Linked DNA regions of Mus musculus: region 2 is linked to region 1. The links are chromatin contacts, found by Hi-C or POLR2A ChIA-PET in ENCODE. All regions are on one chromosome and are shown on one strand. The core of a region is the stretch at or near the end of the contact, and the rest is flanking DNA. Distances in the headings are between cores, read along the strand shown.

What was found. Hi-C counts contacts between places; a loop is a spot of excess contacts on that map. ChIA-PET counts read pairs that join two places held with the same protein, here RNA polymerase II (POLR2A).
Region 2: a loop to region 1 is called in a map of heart, with 6 times the contacts of the local background. The contact joins the promoter of Pmpca here to the promoter of Dnlz in region 1. A Hi-C loop is called at or near these places in 7 of 37 maps with a recorded cell type or tissue (adrenal gland, gastrocnemius, heart and 1 more). POLR2A ChIA-PET finds 5 or more read pairs at or near these places in 4 of 5 experiments (Patski and embryonic stem cell).

Annotation. Positions count from the first base shown.
Region 1 is chr2:26,350,185-26,354,951 of GRCm38, forward strand. It overlaps Dnlz (DNL-type zinc finger), which reads right to left and starts at 1,926. Exons shown (of 3, transcript NM_026828.3): 1 at 1,589-1,926; 2 at 1,151-1,290; 3 at 1-374. The coding sequence starts at 1,828. The coding sequence ends at 221. It overlaps Card9 (caspase recruitment domain family, member 9), which reads right to left. Exons shown (of 13, transcript NM_001037747.3): 9 at 4,646-4,687; 10 at 4,173-4,221; 11 at 2,757-2,830; 12 at 2,301-2,377; 13 at 2,003-2,227. The coding sequence ends at 2,128.
Region 2 is chr2:26,386,586-26,391,058 of GRCm38, forward strand. It overlaps Pmpca (peptidase (mitochondrial processing) alpha), which reads left to right and starts at 2,763. Exons shown (of 13, transcript NM_173180.3): 1 at 2,763-2,847; 2 at 3,351-3,553; 3 at 3,646-3,725; 4 at 3,910-3,992. The coding sequence starts at 2,780. It overlaps Entr1 (endosome associated trafficking regulator 1), which reads right to left and starts at 2,731. Exons shown (of 10, transcript NM_026563.3): 1 at 2,564-2,731; 2 at 2,331-2,480; 3 at 1,907-1,975; 4 at 971-1,086; 5 at 319-726. The coding sequence starts at 2,633.

The sequences.
Region 1 (4,767 bases), core at 676-3,175:
CCCCCGAAGCCACCACTGTGGCTATCATGGGTGGGCATGAGGCTGGGCTCCTACAGCCACAGAGTTGTTCTGACTTCACAAGAGAAAAACAGGAGCCCAGGCCCGGTGCCTGGAGGTGATGGCTTTTTACTGACAAGGAACAGCAGCAGGCTTGTGAGGCTCCAAGTGAAGGGAGCGACTTTTGGGAAGACTGGAGTCTGCAGCTGTAGGAGTATGCAGATCAGCTCTGTCCCATCTTGCCAGGGTTGGGGGGATCCTCATCCCCTTCTGGGGTGTCAGGGGGTACAGCAGCCTCCAGAATCAGTTCCAGGGCACCGTCACCAGACACTCGGCGTACCTCCTCTCCTCTGGCTGCTAGGATCTCTTCAATATTCCTGCAAGACAGTAAGAGCAGCATCAGCCTTACTCTGGGCTCCCTCAAGGGCATCCCATGGTCATCTTGGGCCTGGAACACTTGTCCCAGCATCCAAGTGACACCAGTACCTTGCAGGCACCTAATGGCACCTTCACCAAATGTATCTGTTAACAAGTCCTCAGAAGCCATCTCTCTCGTACAGTGTACCACCAAGGGCCGTGGCCCTGCCTCTCACCAGGTAACACCCATCCCTGCATTTCAGTCTTGTCCCTACATATCAGAGCTGAGATTTCTCTGCAGTCCAGGTCTAAGAGGCGAACCCTAGAGACCCAAGGCCTGCACACTTATCACAGGCTATCTCCTCTGTGGCTCTGCCCTTACTCCTGCCACTGATCCCTCCTCATAGAACATTAAGAAGGCATCAGGCACAGCCTCCAAACTGACTCCTGGCCCTCCCCACTGCTCTCCCAAAAGTGGGAACACCACTGAAGGCTGCCCCAGTCCATAATCTGACACATACCCTTCCATCTGCCCTGAGTTGGCAGAGGACAAAAAGCCTCCACTAGAGATTGATAAGGCCCCTGGCGAGATCAGAGGTCAGGCAGTGACAGAGGTAGAGCCATAGAACTAGTTTGCCATATTTGGGGCCATTCATGGTTCATCTGAAGTTCAAATTCAACTGCTTCCAGGTCCACGTGGAAGCTGGGCTGTCCAGGTAGAGAGATCCAGGCAATGGATCCAGGCTCACACAGGGCCACAATCTTACTGTCTCCTACCCCTCCCAGCTGGCCTCACCTCTTCCCCTTCAGGTCAGAGAACCAGCTTAGGTTGTCTGCGATGATGTGGTGGTTCTGGCAACCAGGGCAAGTCACGATGACCACGCCCTGGTGATAGGCCAACTTTGAGATGCGCTTGGATGACCGAGTCCCACAGACCTAGCTGGGTTAGAGAGGTGGTCAGGCAAGGCATACACAGGAAAGTCTCTCCCAAGGTCTAACTCCATCCCGAGGGACAGCCTCAACCCTTTCTCTGATGATCCCACCTAGGCGACGGCGTCATTTCTAGACGCCTGTCTCCTGATAACCCAACCTAGAAGGCCCTGTGCCTCATTCCCACCCAGCCATTTGTAAAGACTCCGCCTCCTCCCTGGTCCGAAGGATACTTCCACGTTTCTGCCAGGACCCTACACCAACAGGAAACCAGCCAGCACCAGGTGTTGCCGACAGCGCCCACCTTGCAGGTGTAGACGAGTTGATAGTGGTCCGCTTCCACGCGCCCCAGCGCCGCCGCACGCCCTGATCCCGGCGCGGAGCTCGAGCTCCGCCAGCCCGAGGCCCAGCCCCAGGCCCAGCCCCGAAGTCTCTCCGCGGTCTTTAGGCGAGCCCCCAAATCCCAAAGCCGCCGCGGTCCGGAATCCCGGGTCCGCACACTACGAAGTAGTGTCGGCATGCGGCTCAGCGCTGTCCGCAACATCCCGCCTGCGAATCCTTAGCCACCTTTTCTTGCACCGCCCCGTGAAGCTGCGTCGACCATTTTGGTAACGGGCGCAGCGGCCGGAAGCGGCCCTCTTCGGCTTCCATCCGCCACCGGTGCACTGCTTTCTGTTGCCCCCTGGTGTCGCCCCGCTTGCATATCCAACCAACAGGCTCAGCTCGGTGATTATTTTATTTAGTTGCATTTTCTAATTCTAATACAGTAAAAAAAAAAAAAAAAAAAAAAAAACCGCAGCATCCTTTCACAATTCCACAGATGCTCAGCCTCGGCGCGGTTCGCTAGGAGCCCTCGGTGTCGGTGTTGTCGCTGCCTGTCGTATTCCCGCGATCCCCTTCTCCCTGCCGCCAGCTGTTCTGCATCTTGCGGAGCGCCCGCTTCCTGTGGGGCCCGCAGTGTGAGCAGGTAGGCACAGGTGTCCCACCCGCCAGCCGTCCTGCCCGCCGCCCCACACCTGCGGTAGTTCTCGAAGCTCTCCTTGAGGCGCCGCCGCTCCTTCTCCGGGGGCTCGCTGCTGCTGGGCCCCATGCCCTAGAGAAGGAACGGGGCCGGCAGCTGGACAACGGGGCGGGCAGCTGGACACCGTGGCCTTACCACGGCAGCCCTGGGACTCCAGCAGGTGTGGAGCATAGCTAGCTGGCCGTGGGGTCTGCTGGACTCCGAGATGACTGAGCGTGGGGTGACAACCCCTTTGTAGCCAGGTGAGTGGAAGACTTCTTTGCAGTGAACAGCAGTATGGGTGTCCTTACATTGTCCCCTCCCCTGTCCAACCACCCCACTATCCAAATGTTACATCCTACCCATACACTACCAAAGACCTTGTGATCCCCAGCTGTCCAGTGGCGTCACCCTCCTCCCCAGGATCAGCCATGTAGTAACCAGGGCTCTTGGGAACCCCAATCAGCCTTACATGGGTCAGTGAAAGATGCTCCTTGTTCAGAGCCATAAAGGGCTGCTCTGGGCTCTCCCTGTCTGCCAGTACACCTGAAAGGAAGATCTGTGCTTATGGGGGCCCCATCTGGTATGGCCACCTCCCTCTGCAAACAGCCCAACTAGCATTAGCCTAGGTCAGCCTTACGGGCTGGGACCTTTGCATGAGTCCAGTGGGGACTGCATTTCACAGAAACAGGCTGAGCCCTTGACTGCTACATCAACAGGGCTCCTACCATCAGTCACCCATACCGCCCAAGCTGACTGTCACCAAACACAAGGACAGATGGCTAGGAAAGACTCCAGGTCCCCATGATTATTTGCGAATGCATGCCCCAGTCCATGTCCCTTTTAGCTTGGCAACATTTTTGTGTCTAGTGGTTCCCATGGGTGGTGTGGGGGCAGCCTCAGTGGAGAGCTCAGGGCATCGGGGGCCTGGGTTAGTGCAAGTACACCATATTAATTAGAAGAATAATCATTCCAGGTAGCCAGAGCCAGCATGCCCCAGGTCCTGGGCAAACCAAGGCTCAAGCCTCTAGGTAGAAGATGTGCAGGGAAGGCTATGAACATCAAGAAACAATTATATCCAAGGAGGGCTCAGGGTGTGAGAACAACCCCGTCCCAGCAGCCCTGCCCCCTTCCCCTCTCATTTTCGTTGTGCCTAACTGTTGGCATGCCTTCAAGGGAGCTGGCTGCTCTTGCATCCTTCTCCTTGTGTGCCCACATGGAGCTCAGTGACCTCAGGTTGGGTCTTGGGGGCTGCAGTGGGTGACCCGTGCTTCTCCATCTACACCTCTTGTTCCCCTTTTGCCTTTGGTTAGAGCCTGGGGTAAGGCTGAGCTGAGGAAGTCTGTCTGACTTGTCACGAAAGCTCCCTGGGCTCCTCCCTGCGCCAGACCCTCTCGCCACCCACCCTCAGCTGCCCCAGCTGCCACCCCCCAGCTATTAGATCAGAGGAGGGTCCCGCCTGTCAGCCTGCTGTGGATAGCACAACCCCCAGCTCCTTGCTTGTGGCCCTGTCCGTAGCTCTATTCCTCCCCTCCTCATTGAGCACACCTGGGTACTGGCTAGTATCTCCCCCTGCAGGAGGAAGGCTAGTGGGGAAAGATGGGCCTATGAGGGATGGGGCCTCCACAATCACTGTCCTCTGAGCCACAGACCCTGAGACCTAAGTCCCACATTCAAATCAGATTCCTTATTCTCCGGGTGTGTTAGTCTAAGAGTTCTGCCCTTCACCATTGACTCTCCTTGCCTTGGGGAGTATCATCCTTGGCTGGAGTGGTGTGAATTCTGAGACAAAGTAAGTGACACAGCTTTACGTGCTGAGGATGGGCCAGGGTTAGGGAGGCCAGGAGACTGCAGCCTACATGCCTCTGATAGTACACGGTATCCTCACCTTTGTCTGAGAGCTGGGCATCCTCCTCCAGATCCTGAGGCAGTGAGAGCTTCCAAACAGAGACACGCCACCCAGTTAGACCATGCTACAAGCCACCATTGCCCTTCCTGTACTAAGTGTGGCCCAGCCCACTGCCCGCTTGACTCCAGCTCCTCAGTTGACACAGCCATCACTATCACCCCTCTGCACAGAGATTCTCAGGGACTCCGTCCCAGTCAGGCCAACAGGCAAAGGAAACCCTAGCATGAAGCTCTTGTCCTGAGAGGCCAGGATATGGGACATTAGTCTATGACTCACTTCTCACTTCGCTCACAGCAACAGCTTAGAGTTTGGCCAGCACTCTTCCCTGAATCCAACCCAAAATGAGAGAAAAGGGACAGCCCAGTTTAAGGGGACAGGACCATGTGGGAGATGAGTGTGAGGTCAGGTAGAGGTTGAAGGCCAGGGAAGGACCACTCTATGTCCACACTCACCTCCTGGGAGTTCCTGGGTGAACTGTCTTCCAAGTCAGAGCTCTGTGGCCACAGAAAAGGGAGTTGGTCAGTGGGCTGTAGGGGTTCCAAGCACCTGGGTATGGGGTGTGTAGGGCATGGTA
Region 2 (4,473 bases), core at 1,513-4,012, 37 kb after region 1:
TTCTCAGTCTGCTATACTAACTGCACAGCCAAAACCAACCCAAGGAAGAGCTCTCCATAGAGAAATTCCTTTTTCTCTCTTATTTTTCAGCATTCAGGATCTAACCCAGGACTTTCCAAGTGCTAGGAGAAAATTACCACTGAGCTATCTATTATCTCTATCTTTAGACCCCTCTTCAGGGCAATTCTACATCAAGCCATTATATGACTAACTGCCTTGTCCGTGGCATTGAGCCCAGGCCACCCAGGAAGTAGATGACTGCAGCTCCTCTCCACAACACAGCTCAGCTGTGTTGGGTGCCACACTGCCCTCACTTACTGCTTCATAACTTATCTGCAGCGTCCGCAGGTGTCTGTCCCCTAGGGATTCTTCATGAGCTGCAAAGTCTGCATTAGGACTCCCAGCTGGAGACGCTGGGGAGATCCTGGAGTCGGTGTCACTCAGCGTCCATGGGGGCAAAGACTCGGGACATGCCAGCTCTGACGAGTTGGAGAAAAAGGAAAGGTAGGTGTCACAGGGCGGTGAGTCCTGTGTGTCTCTAGAGGAATGAGTCTGATCCACGGCAGATGGCAAGTAGGTTATATTCCATCCATCATCTTCATCCTCCTCTAGGTTGCTGGCTCTTGTTGGGTCTTCAAAAAATGGCTGCTGAGATTCCAGGCCATATCCCATGAGCTGGGAGGCAGGGGAGCTGTGCTCTAGTCCCAGTGGGTGCCTTGAGGCTTCCTAAAAACAGTGGAGAGAAACACTGCAGACTGGAAGCCAATGCTCAGCCTTCTCTATGCTCCCACAAAGAAGGCCCATCTCATCTACCAAAAGGGGGCCAAGCAGCTGTTCCACCCATACACAGTCTCTCTGTCAGCAGCCATATCTGTCCTGCTTTGCTCCCCACACTCAAGTGTCTGCCTCCAAAGCTGTAAGGTACAAGAGATGTCCTTTAAGGCAACCACTGACAGCTTCCCAGATGTACCTTTGGGTAAATTCGGCTGGTGGTCGTGTCTTCTTTTGACAGGCTGAGGTTCTTGGTTTTCAAAAACTCTTTGAAGGAGAATGGATTGGCTTCTTCAAGGTCTTCAAGTTTGTCACCTGAAAAAACGAACACCACAGAAGACTGTGAAAGGGCCCAACATCCTGTGTTACCATCACGTTTCAACTGTAACTCAAAGAACATTACAGAACATGAGAGCTGCCAAAGAGGTTAGAGAATATGCAGGCTCTCACCCTTTGGCCTCCTTGAGACAACCCTTGCCACTTTAAAAGAAACAAAAAATGCTGTGCCAAACAAAGGTCAAGTCCAGGGGTCCACCCACATTCAGGTAACTGATCTACCTCTGAGTCATATGCCCAGTTCCCCAGTAAAGCCTGTAGGTTGCTGAGGCTGACTTCACTCCACCCCCCTACACATACTACCCCCTGTGCGCACACACAAACACACAACACAGTGGGCTGAAGGCTACTGTAGGCGATTCAAAGCTGCTGAGATGCCACAGTGCATCTCAGGAACTGCTCTATGCCATCCCTTCCTCTGACCTTCTCTCCAACTACCCTAGTTGACCAGCCTCTACCTCCACACCTATCAGACTCAGTTGCTTATGTGGGTCTCATAACACCTACATCTTATGTCGCTTTTTTCTTTTTCTTGGTTTTTCAAGACAGGGTTTCTCTGTGTAGCCCTGGCTGTCCTGGAACTCACTCTGTAGACCAGGCTGACCTCGAACTCAGAAATCCGCCTACCTCTGCCTCCCAAGTGCTGGGATTAAAGGCGTGCGCCACCACTGCCCGGCTCCACTGCTCTTTTGGGCTCCAGGTATATACCCCTTAAACCCTGTCATCCTGAAAGCCCATGGCCAGACCCCTGCCAGGCACTGAGTCTAAGAGGGAAAGAAGACCCACTGAGCTACTCTACCTCCAAAGCGCGTCTCAGGGGCTCCCGAAGGACCTTGGTTAGTACATTTCCCCTTTCCATAGCCAAAACCTGCAAAAAGACATGGTCAGCTCACCGTGATCACAGCAAGCCTTATGACTGCAGCGTTTGTCCAGGGAGGTGAAGACCGCAGACGCCTGACTCCCACTGAGTCTGGGACTAGAAAGCTGTCTTCTGAGGCTGGATGCGGTAAACTACACATCCCTGCGCGCTCTAAGAGCAGCTGCAGGTGGAACGCAGACCCGCTAGGTCCAGCCCCTGGCCTTGCCCAAGCCGGTGGGCTTAAGTGGCCTCCGAGCTCCACCAGGCACTACCTTCCTGCCTTGAGGCGGGCGGGCGGGCTGTGGGGAGGGCTCCCCGCGCTGCCCAGCTCCGCACTGTGGCCGGCGCCCCGACCGACTCTCACCTGTGTCTCCTACCGAAGCCAGCACCGGGCTGGGCACATAGCACATAAACGTCGGCCGAAAGCCGAAGAGATGGGGGTGCAGGTCCCCGCCATGGGGGCGCTCACAGTCTAGCTGGGGGAGACAAGACCGGCGCTCATAGAACGCAGGAGCTGTAAGCGACAACGAGAGCGGCTTCACCGCGGGCCGCCGCCGCCCGCGCCCCCCGGCCCTGCCCCAGCCGCGCGCCGCTCACCGTCGGGAACCACAAGGCTCCGCGTCCGCGATAGAGGGGGCGCGCCCTGCCGCCGCGCGTAGCCCGACATCGCCGCGCCCTAACCCGGCCGCGGCCCCATGGCCCGCAAGGCAGTCGCCGGCCCCTGCCTCATCCGGCTCGGCGGGCCGGAAGCCAGCGCCGAACGCCGCGGGGCGGGGTCGGAAGCGGAAGTGACCGCAGAAGCGCGGCGGCGCGATGGCGACGGCAGTGTGGGCGGCTGCGCGGCTGCTTCGGGGATCTGCGGTGCTGTGCGCGCGGCCCAGGTGAGCCGAGGCCTGTCTCGGTGCGAGGAAGGGAGGACTCGGGGGAGTTGGTACCGGGGGGAACTGGAAGAGAAGAATGGGCCTCTGGATCAGAGCACAGGCGCCTTGGGCCTGGAGAAGGAGCTGGGGACTGGAACCTGGTTGGGAGTGGTCGGCAGAGTCCCTCGGCTGGAGCCTTTAGACCAAAGCGAAGCCCTGAGGGGCCGGGCTTGCCCAGGCCCATATGCACAGGAACTCGTTTCTCACGCAGCCTGCTGATCAGAGTGGACAGTGAAGCCCCAAAGACCGGGGTCGAAGAGATGGCTCAGTAGTTAGGCCTACTGACTGCTTCCCCTGGGTTTGGCTACCAGCGCCCATTTGGTGGCTCACAACCATCTATCTATAACTCCACTATCCAGGGGATCCAAAGCCCTCTTCTGACCTCCATGGACAACGGGCATGCCTGTGATGAACATACATCCGTGACATAAAATAAGACTAAATATTTTGCTGCTCTGCTGTAGGTTTGGATCTCCTGCACACAGACGGTTCAGCAGTGGTGCCACCTACCCCAACATCCCCCTCTCTTCTCCCTTGCCTGGAGTACCCAAGCCTATTTTTGCAACAGTTGATGGACAGGAAAAGTTTGAAACCAAAGTTACCACTCTGGACAATGGGCTTCGTGTGGCATCTCAAAATAAGTTTGGACAATTCTGTACCGTAGGAAGTAAGTTCTATTGGCCATTGTTTTGAAAACTTTCTGTTGATTAAATGTTTTGAATATTTGGCTTAACCTGTCCATTTTCTTTTTATTACCAGTTCTTATTAATTCAGGATCACGATATGAAGCGAAATATCTTAGTGGAATAGCTCATTTTTTGGAAAAATTGGCATTTTCGGTCAGTGTCTAATTTGTAATTTTTATAAGTTTTCAGTTTTCCTTTTTAAGAACTTGTATTAGTTAAGGATCTGAATATGAAGTTGGTGCTCACAAAAGACTTCTGACATGATTTTGTGTGTTTGAAAGCAAATGTACACTTAATGGATTTTGGGTTATTTACTTAAGCTTAATTATTTTTATAGTCCACTGCTCGATTTGACAGCAAAGACGAAATCCTGCTTACGCTGGAAAAACATGGTGGTATCTGTGACTGCCAGACCTCAAGGTATTTCATGTCCATCTGTCCTCCTCATCATGTCCTCCTCATCCTTGGTCAGAGTCTCTTAGAGTCTCTCTGAAAATCCACAGCATGCCTGATGTTGGGGACAGAAAGCATTCCATACTAGTTTCTTCTCTGACATCCTTTGACCTTTAATTGTCCAGGCCTTTACCTGGGAAGAATGCTAAGCTAAACAGGCAGGCTGCTGCTGGCTATCTGAAGCTGGGCATGTGTCCATGTGAAACCAGTCTTCATTTAGACCAGCTGGTTATTTGTCCAGGCCTAGGAAGCCCTGAGTGAGAGACTTCCTCTGTGAAGAGAGGAGAACCAGTTTCCTCTGGTTCCAAAGTATCTCATGGAGAGCTTCACTGTGGGCAGTTGTGGCTCCCAGAAGGCCTTCACACCCAAGAAAGAGGTAGTGGTAGTGTCTTTGCTGGCATGAAGGGCCTCAGTGACTGAGTTGTTATCTGGTGTAAACCATGCACCT